Linked DNA regions of Homo sapiens: region 2 is linked to region 1. Evidence: read pairs that join two places in POLR2A ChIA-PET (ENCODE). Cell type or tissue: GM12878. All regions are shown on one strand. Links, peaks and the distances in the headings refer to the core of each region. The heading gives the core; the rest is flanking DNA.

Region 1 (4,401 bases), core at 314-4,313:
TGCTTGCATCCTGAGGGAGCACGGTGGAGAAGGACAGGGGGGCTACTGACTTTCTTCCTCTGAGTGCCCCCCGCCTAGGTGAGGGGTGTTAGCAGGCACCTCAGCGGTGGCAGGGGATGGGCCAGGGTCTGAAACCCAGCTCAGTGACTAAAATCTATGTGGACAGGTTACTTAACTAGTCGTTCCTCAGTTTCCTCATGTATAAAATTGGAAAAACAGTTCCCACTTCATTAGGCCTGCTGTGATGATTAAATGAGATGACATAAATAACTTGTGCGGCAACTAATAGGTCCTCAGGAAATGTCAGTTCTCTTAGTAACTGTTATGGACTAAGTGTTTGTCCATATGGACCAAATGTTTGCAAATGGGAACTGAGGAGCCCTCACCAGACACCAGATCTGTCAGCACCTAGATCTTGGACTTCCCAGCCTCTAGAACTGTGTGAAATATATGTTTATTGTTTAAGCCACCCAGTCTATGGTATCCATTATAGCAGTCCAAGCAGGCCAAGGTAGTCACCTAGAGCTGGCAGGACTGAATTCAGGGTTTGGGATGCCAGTTATTTCTCTTCCCATCTTAGGCACAACAAACAGCTTTCCCTGTCCAAAGAGGATACTGAGGGCCAGTTGCTGTCATCATTTCCTACTTCCCTCAATTTGCAAAAACTACCAACTTCTTTCTTTTTTGTATTCAAAGTGCTAAGTTGCTGGATATTTTGCAGGTAGAGAGACATCAGACCACCATGAGCCCTCTAGAGAGCATGTTAACACAAGCAGCCCTGCAGGTGAGGGCTTTGAGCAAGCATGTAATGAGCATTCTAGGATTCCTCCCTAGATCATACACTTCCAGAGAGAGGCCTAAAATACAGACTTCCAGAGGACAGAGGTCTTTGCCTATTCAGTTCGCTGATTTATATATATATATATATATATATATATATATATATATATATATATATATCTCCTAGAAAAGTGCCCGGCAGATGGCAGGCCCTGAAAAAATATGTGTTGAATAAATACATATTTGCTGACTGAATGAATGCTTCTGGGGCAAAATGGCTCCAAAACCAGCCAGCCTCAGGCCGCCTGACCACCTTCTCTACCACTTACTCACTGTGGGGCTTCTTAAAAGTCACTTATCCTTCCTCTACTCTATTTCCTTTTCCCTAAAGAAGAGAGAATCCCACCAACTATGGGGATAGTCTTATGGATTAGGGGCTGTACCTGCAAAGCATGTGACGTGAAGAAGAAATCAGAGTGACTTGGCAGCCTTAGATACTGTGCTGAGGATCTGGAGTCGGGAGGATCTGGCCCACTCTCTGAGGAAAGAACTGTCATCTGATGCTGGTGACCTCAAAAGTGTAAAGTGTTGCTACAACCTTCAACCTCTTAGGGCAGAGAAGGAAGACTATGGATTCACAATTCTTGGCCCCAGCTGTAGTTTCTCAAGAAAGCTCATGCAATGAGCTCATGATCAGGTGCTTTTAATGAGACCTCCCGATCCTCCTAGGTGGTTTCCCTTGTGACAAATGATCCTGTCTGGCAAGACCCTATCTTTGTCATTGTGGACTTGTGCTCACAACCAGTTACCTAGGCATCCCATGCCTTCTCACTTCCTCCTCCCTCTCTCTCTCTCTCTTTCCAGGTTCAGTGATTCAAGGCCTAAACTACCAAGATGCATCTTACTTATCCTCAGTGGGGATTGCTGCACTAAGTTATAGATTCTGAATTTGTGAAGCAATTTGGTCAAGTTTATACTTTCTATTTTTGGCTAGGAGTGGGAGGGGCAACTGTATGCCAATAGGCTATCTCAATTCTAGAAACATCCCCTCTTGCAAGATGAAATTATCCCCACTATATCAACATTCACAGCCTGTTTGCACTGGTATGGCTTTGATAGAACTTGTATCAGTATAAATATTACTTTAGCTTTTAACTGCTAATTATATCAACATAAACTTAATTTATAGTGATAATCACCGTCATAATGTGCTGCTGCCAAACATCCCCACTGATGCTTTGAGGCATCGTGTAAACTCAGCCATTAGCAATCATGTAAATGTTCCCATTACTCATTATGATACTGGCTAAAGAACTTCTCTAATTGACTTCTTCCCAAAGTCCATAATAAGCAAGAACAACAGAAGACCAGAGAGTGTTGATCAATTTATGACAACCATCTTGTTTCTTACAATAGCCCATGCTGATAAATATAAAGTTGCAAAAGAGGACCTCAGAATAGCATGAACAGATTCTCAATTCCACATTTAGTTTCGGTCACGTCAATCGAATCACAACACTATCACTCAGACAAATGCCAAGTAACACTTAGTTTGTATAGCGTGCCACTTCCATCTCCCTATGTCAGCATGAAAAAAAAAGGGGTGTTTGCATCTTGTAAATTCATATTGCTTTTTAATTCAAGAGATTCAAAGTGCTTTACTTTTTTCAATTATTGCTCCTTTTTCTGCGGTAGTTTAGCGGATATTTGTTGTTTATACCACTCACTCTCCACTCTCCCATCTAGAGGCAGCAGTGCCCTAATATTATTGGGCGTATATCCACCAACTCTTAGTCTATATTGTTTTCATTCAGCCAACTCCATCCCCCAGGCTTGAGAGTGAAGCATGTAATCTAAGATAATCCAATCACCACACTCTACCTGCCGCCTGTCCACAGTGATTTGTTCATGAGTGTGCATGTGACCCAAAGTCTGGCCCATCAAGGTTAATGAGATTCAAGTCTAGGAATCACAAATTTCTGTTTCTCCATTGGGTATGAGGCTCAGAGAAAGGCACTATGGGGCTGCAGTCCCAACCCTGATGAGGAGAGTAGAGCTAAACCCAGGGTAGTAGAGAAACAAGCCATCATGATATCTAAGCTTCTAAATCACAGTGCATCTGAAACCAGCCCCTTTCCTGGACTTTTCAATTATATGTGTGTCAAAAATCCCATTTTACTTAACCCAGTTGTGCTGTTTACTGTCACTCACAACCAAAATAATCCTAATTGATACAGGCAACCAGCAGACTTTGGGTATGATTACGTCTGTTTCTAAGATAAAGAAATGTGAGCAAAAAGAAATGATCTCCAGTCAGTAAAAGAGCTGTGTGAATTAAATACAGAGGCTGAAGATACCAAATATTCTAAAACTAAAGTGCCCTATAAATACATGAGTTTTAATAAAACTTAAAACTCAAAAGCCAGAGTTTCTGATCACATCCAGTCTCAAATATTTCTGATTCTTCAATTGATTCAGCGCCAGAGAAACCAAATCTCCCAGTAGGCCAACAGAAGCTTCAGGAAAGTAGCAGGGAATTCAGGGTGAGGCGAAAAGGGGAGGTATAGGGAGTCTATGAAATGACCAATTTCAAATTCAGAAAAGCTGGCAAGAGTCTAAAGTAAAATCTAAGAAGCTAGATCTGTAAGAATCTCTGATACTTGTGAAATCTAGTTTACTGTGCACAGCTGAGTAAGTAAGTGTGAGGAAAATCAAATCCTGGGGGCTTGGAAAATGCCATTTTTCTTCTCTGCACCCATAGTCCCAGCACCCCACCTGCTGCTCTCTGCAGTGCTGGAGCATGTCATCTGTCATGGTCCCCCAGGTTAGCACTTTGAATGCAGTCAAAACAATAGGGACCATGCCCTCATCTGCTATGGGCGGGCTGGTTTCTGCAATTAAGCTAAAGTTCAGGTTTTGGCTAATAACAGGCAAGGAATGTGACAGGGAAGGGAATGCTTACTCATTAACTCATGCTAATGGGTGCTAGAACCAACCAACCACCAGCCCACTAGCGTGAGAGTGAGGCACGCTGTGTCACTCTGATCGTGGAGTGTTTGCAGGTTTATTTCACAACATTACTGGAGTCTGGCAGTTATCTAATCAGGAGCGGTTTTAAGGGAAAAGAAAAGGATAATTTTGTTTTAAGTGCCAGTCTTAGGTCTCAATATTTTATGAAATAGTCATTAATTTTCAATACAAGGCTGATGGTGATATGATGAGGACTGCATGTTTATGCAGAAAACGTTCCTTGGCTATCTCTAAGAGTTTGGTGAATGTAGGGGAAACAATTATCTCTTATTTTTGTAAGGCAAATGGTAATTATCACACCAGTCTCAGCTCTCTGAGAAGATAGGTCACTGCAAAGAAAGGGGCGGACTGACAGTGGGTGTAACACTGGGTAACATGGGAAGTGGGAGAATGAAGCTATTTTACTTGTGGCAGAAACCATAGAATCCATTCATTTAATCAATCATTCCCTCAACACAAATGTATTGAGTATCTACTAAGTCCCAGGCACACCACTAGGTGCTGTGCCATTCAATACTAAATGATGCAGAGGCTGTTCCTGCCCTCTGGGAGTTGACATTCTTTTGGCCACAAGGACTTAGGTCTCAGGAG
Region 2 (4,401 bases), core at 97-4,096, 410 kb before region 1:
TACGTATGGCTGCCACCTAAAGTCTGTCAAGGAAAAAAAATGTCCTACCCCAAATGGTAACCATTATTTAACAGTTGTTTTATTTTCTTCCAAAACGCTCTGTATATATTCACTGTGCTTTTGAGGCAGCACAGTTTAGTTCTAATTACTTACAACCCAAACACCACCAATTATAAAAATATACAGATACTACCCGTATGCAACTCTTTACCATTATAAACTACTTTCACATATAATTGAACCTTATCAAAATTGAAATTAGTAGTAGTCTTTTTTTTTTTTTTTTTGAGAGGGAGTCTGGCACTGTTGCCCAGGCTGGAGTGCAGTGGTGTGATCTTGGCTCTTGGCTCACTTCAACCTCTGCCTTCCGGGTTCAAGCGATTCTCCTGCCTCAGCCTCCTGAGTAGCTGGGATTACAGGCATGCGCCACCATGTCTGGCTAATTTTTGTATTTTTAGTAGAGACTGAGTTTTGTCATGTTGGCCAGGCTGGTCTCAAACTCCCAACCTCAGATGATCTACCTGCCTTGGCCTCTGAAGTGCTGGGACTACAGGTGTAAGCCACCAAGCTTGGCTGAAATTGGTATTATTCTTATTTAATAGAAAGGAGAGGCAGGGGAGATTAAGACACTTGTTCAAATTTACACCACATGTTAGAAAATGGAGTTGGGACAAGAATCCAAGTCATTGAAGTAAACTGTAGGTCCACAAGCCTTTCTCCTCCACCATAGAATCTGGAGTGAACATTGGAGGCCAAAGTGCCTTACAGAAATACTTAAAGGAGCTACCAAGTCACTGGCTTCATAAAGCTGACTAATCTTCATGTGTCCATGGTGTCAGTTTATGAAACCCTTTATCTTATACGAGGAGGCACACTGGACTCACTAAGAATTGCAATGAGAATTGAGTTTATTGGAATAGGTATAACCTCAATAGAATCATAGAGAAGACAACTGAGAACCTGGAAAACATTTTTAGTATTCATGAGTGTGTTGGCACCAGCTTATTTATAAAGTTGTTTTGACAACGTGTGTGCCTTAAACTTCTATTTATAAGAAGTAAAATGGAATCATCTTCTTACCCTGCTGAGTTGCAAATTCTGTTTTAGGGCAAATTTTTAATCTGCCTCTTTAATATAGAGCAATAGATATATTTTTTTTCCTGCTGAGTTTATTTTTTCAAGTACATAAGTTAATTAAGAACCATTTACCTGAAGATATGTTTTCTTCCTTATGAAGTACATAATGAGAACATGGCCACAGATGTTAGGTAGTGACAGAAATGCCTGTCTGGAAGGTGAATTCTTTAAATTTTTTTTATCTCACAATAGCTGTATAGAGAATTGTTGATGGTTCATGTTTTATTTCCCTTTGTTATAAAATTTTCATAGTTTGCAAAAATAAAAGTTATGGGCTATGTGTCCTTTATTTGATACTCCCTGTGAGAAAGGGTAAGATAGAAGATTCAGTAATGGCCAGTGTTGGTGGAAGAGACTGCTGCTTGTAACCAGTAGAGAGGAACGGGGGGTGGGGAAGTTTACTTCAGCACTGTATTGATTAGAATTAGATTCTTCTTTATAGGAGACAGAAATATCTTATATAAGTGGCATAAAAATATGAAAGTAAATGTGTCTTTTACATAAAAGAAATTCAGAGTTGCAGTCTATGGCTGGTATGGTTCCTCCATGAGGTTTTCAGATACTCAGTTTCCTTCTAGTTCATTAATCTGTCATTCTTAGGTTATAGCTTTTGTCTTTATTGTCTTCATGATTCAAGATGGCTGCTAGAGCTCCAGCCATCATTCCTTCCTTCCTTCTTTCCTTCCTTCATTTCTTTCTTTCCTTCTTTCCTTCTTTCTCTCTTTCTCTCTCCTTCCTTCCTTCCTTCCCCCCTTCCTTCCTTCCTTCTTTCTTTCATTCTTTTGTTCTTTCTTGCTCTCTCACCCAGACTGGAGTGCAGTGGCACAATCACAGCTCACTACAGCCTCTAACTCCTGGGCTTAAGTGATCCTCCTGCCTCAGCTTCTCGAGTAGCTGAGGCTACAGTTGCACAGTACTATGCCTGGCTAATTTTTAAATTCTTTGTAGAGAGAGGGTCTTGCTTGGTTTCCTGGGCTGGTCTTGAAATCCTGGCCTTGATCTCCTGCCTTGGCCTCCCAAAGTTGCTAGGATTACGGATATGAGCCACTGCACCTGGCTCATGTGTGTGTGTGTGTGTGTGTGTGTTTTTACAGAGGAACTTCCTAGAAATTCCACACAATACTTCTGCTTATGTTGTATTGTCCAGAACCTAGTCATATGGCCACATTTACCTGCCAGGTAGGCTGGGAAATATATGTTGTGGATGGCAATAAGCTGAAATAAAAATTGAAGTTCTGTTATTGAAAAGGGGAAAAATGGATTTTTTTTTCCAGGAAGAACTTTTTATTAATATAAAGTTTTAAGATATTCACCAGTCAGATCTAAACTTACTCATTAAACTCTATTTTTAAAAAATGAACACACTGTACTGCAGTGAAAGGCAGGAACGTGGTTTTAGACACTGATTGAAAACCAGTGTCTTCACGCACTGAGAACAGGAAACATTCTGCACTGCGAACGAAGTGCACAGTCAACAGGAAGACACACACACACGACAGAAAGCCCCCAGTGTGAGTGACCGTGTACCTGGGCAGGTGACAGGATGCCCAGGCCGTGGCTTGGACATGGCTGCCACGCTGCGATGCCTGCTGGGCCCCACAAGGACTGGGGACACACACAGAGCCCAGCTATACACTGTGATAGAGTCCACCCATTTTGCTACCCTATACCCATGTGCACTGTTCTCCTACCTTCCTGCTACCTGGATTGTGATTGTAAGGCCTGGATTCCAAGATGTTAACTTGATAATAAAAGCCACACACAATAGAACAGTAAGATGCAAGGCACATGCATCCCTGGCACTGTGGAGCTGTGGACAGACTAGCTCTAGATTTCCACGTGAGAGAGAAATACCTCTCTATTTTGATTAAACCATTTTGCTAGAGTTTTGATGGTTGCAGCTGAGCCTAATCTTAACAGATACAAGCATAATATAAACTTATAAAATAGTGTTCTTTTTAAGATTGTGTCTTACTTTGCCTACCAATGCAGGTGGACTGACCATCTGCCTATCCAGCCTGGCCTACCATGTGATACTAGGTATACGAAGTTGGCTCAGAAGTTAATTTCACTCACGGGAGCTTCTGTTCTAGGAAGAACAAACAAACCAATGCAGTAAAGGGACTCCCATTGCTTTAATGGAAATCTGTATAAAAGAGAGTGGTGCCCAGAGATATTTGCTATATGCTCTACTGCCATCTTAGACTAGGAAAAACCAAAACCAAAACAATGCTGACCATAGCATATTTTTTTCATCATTGACATTATCTTTATATTAATCACTTGTAATTATTCCTTGAATATACAAAATCTGACTATTGGTTTTTGTTTATATTGAGAGAATGATGACATCAGATTAAACATTAATTTTCCCTTGAGAATCTTTCAATACAATTGGAGTAGAATTTTTTTTTTTTGAGACAGGGTCTTGCTGTGCCACCCAGGCTGGGGTGCAGTGGGGCAATCATGGCTCACTGCAGCCTCAACCTCCTGGGCTCAGGTGATCCTCTTGCCTCAGCCTCCTAAGTAGCTGGTACCACACGCGTGCACCACCACACCTGACAAATATTGGAAAATTATTTATAGAGATGAGGTCTCCCTATGTTGTTCAGACTGGTCTCAAACTCCTGAACTCAAGCGCTCCTCTTGCCTCGGACTCTTAAAGTGCTGAGATTGCAGGTGTGAGCCACTGCACCCAGCCTGGAGCAGAATATTTTTACATAAAACTAAAGAGAGGTTGGCGACTTATAATCGTGTTCAGGAGGTAGCAAATGTTTTACTTAGGTGAGAAGAAATATACTTTTCGTGTTGTCATAGAGTAAGCCCAATCCTTATTTACTTTTGTTACCATTGGCATGACAACAATCATTGGAGCATCTTTGTCTTCCAAACATTTCTTATATTATTTACTTTTTCATAGCAACTTAAAACGGAAGATCATAGAGTTTAGGTGACTTGCCCTAGGACACGCCCTTGGAAAATAGTAGAGCCAGAATTTGAATTCAGTTCTGGGTCTCTTTTTTTTTTTTGAATTCCATTCATGTGTTGATAATAGCTGCTATGGAGACTTAGCCAGGAAAGCAGATGTGGATGGTTAGCGGAAGCTAAAGAGGAAAAAGGTTAAGCTTTTTTTTTGAAGTTTTCCTGCTCAGCTAGGAAAACATTGCTGCAGTTATCAGGTAATTGAAGTGTCAACGTGACGCTGTCAGAAAGGTTGGATGAATTTGTTCCTGTTGGCCTATATTTGGCTGTTAAGTGAGTTGC

What was found. Peaks named below come from ENCODE experiments on the same cell type or tissue, not always from the same donor. Only the 100,000 strongest peaks of a DNase experiment are listed, where the experiment ranks them.
Region 2: POLR2A ChIA-PET joins it to region 1 with 5 read pairs; 2 of 35 experiments call an interaction of 5 or more read pairs at or near these places.

Annotation. Positions count from the first base shown.
Region 1 is chr6:14,310,529-14,314,929 of GRCh38, reverse strand. No RefSeq gene overlaps it. Among named protein-coding and RNA genes, the nearest start is that of LINC01108, 27 kb to the right of the region's middle. In GM12878, for the core only: no CTCF peak of the experiment used is centred there; DNase peaks (open chromatin) are centred at 1,579 and 2,249; H3K27ac peaks cover 434 bases.
Region 2 is chr6:14,721,174-14,725,574 of GRCh38, reverse strand. No RefSeq gene overlaps it. Among named protein-coding and RNA genes, the nearest start is that of LINC01108, 440 kb to the right of the region's middle. In GM12878, for the core only: no CTCF peak of the experiment used is centred there; no DNase peak of the experiment used is centred there.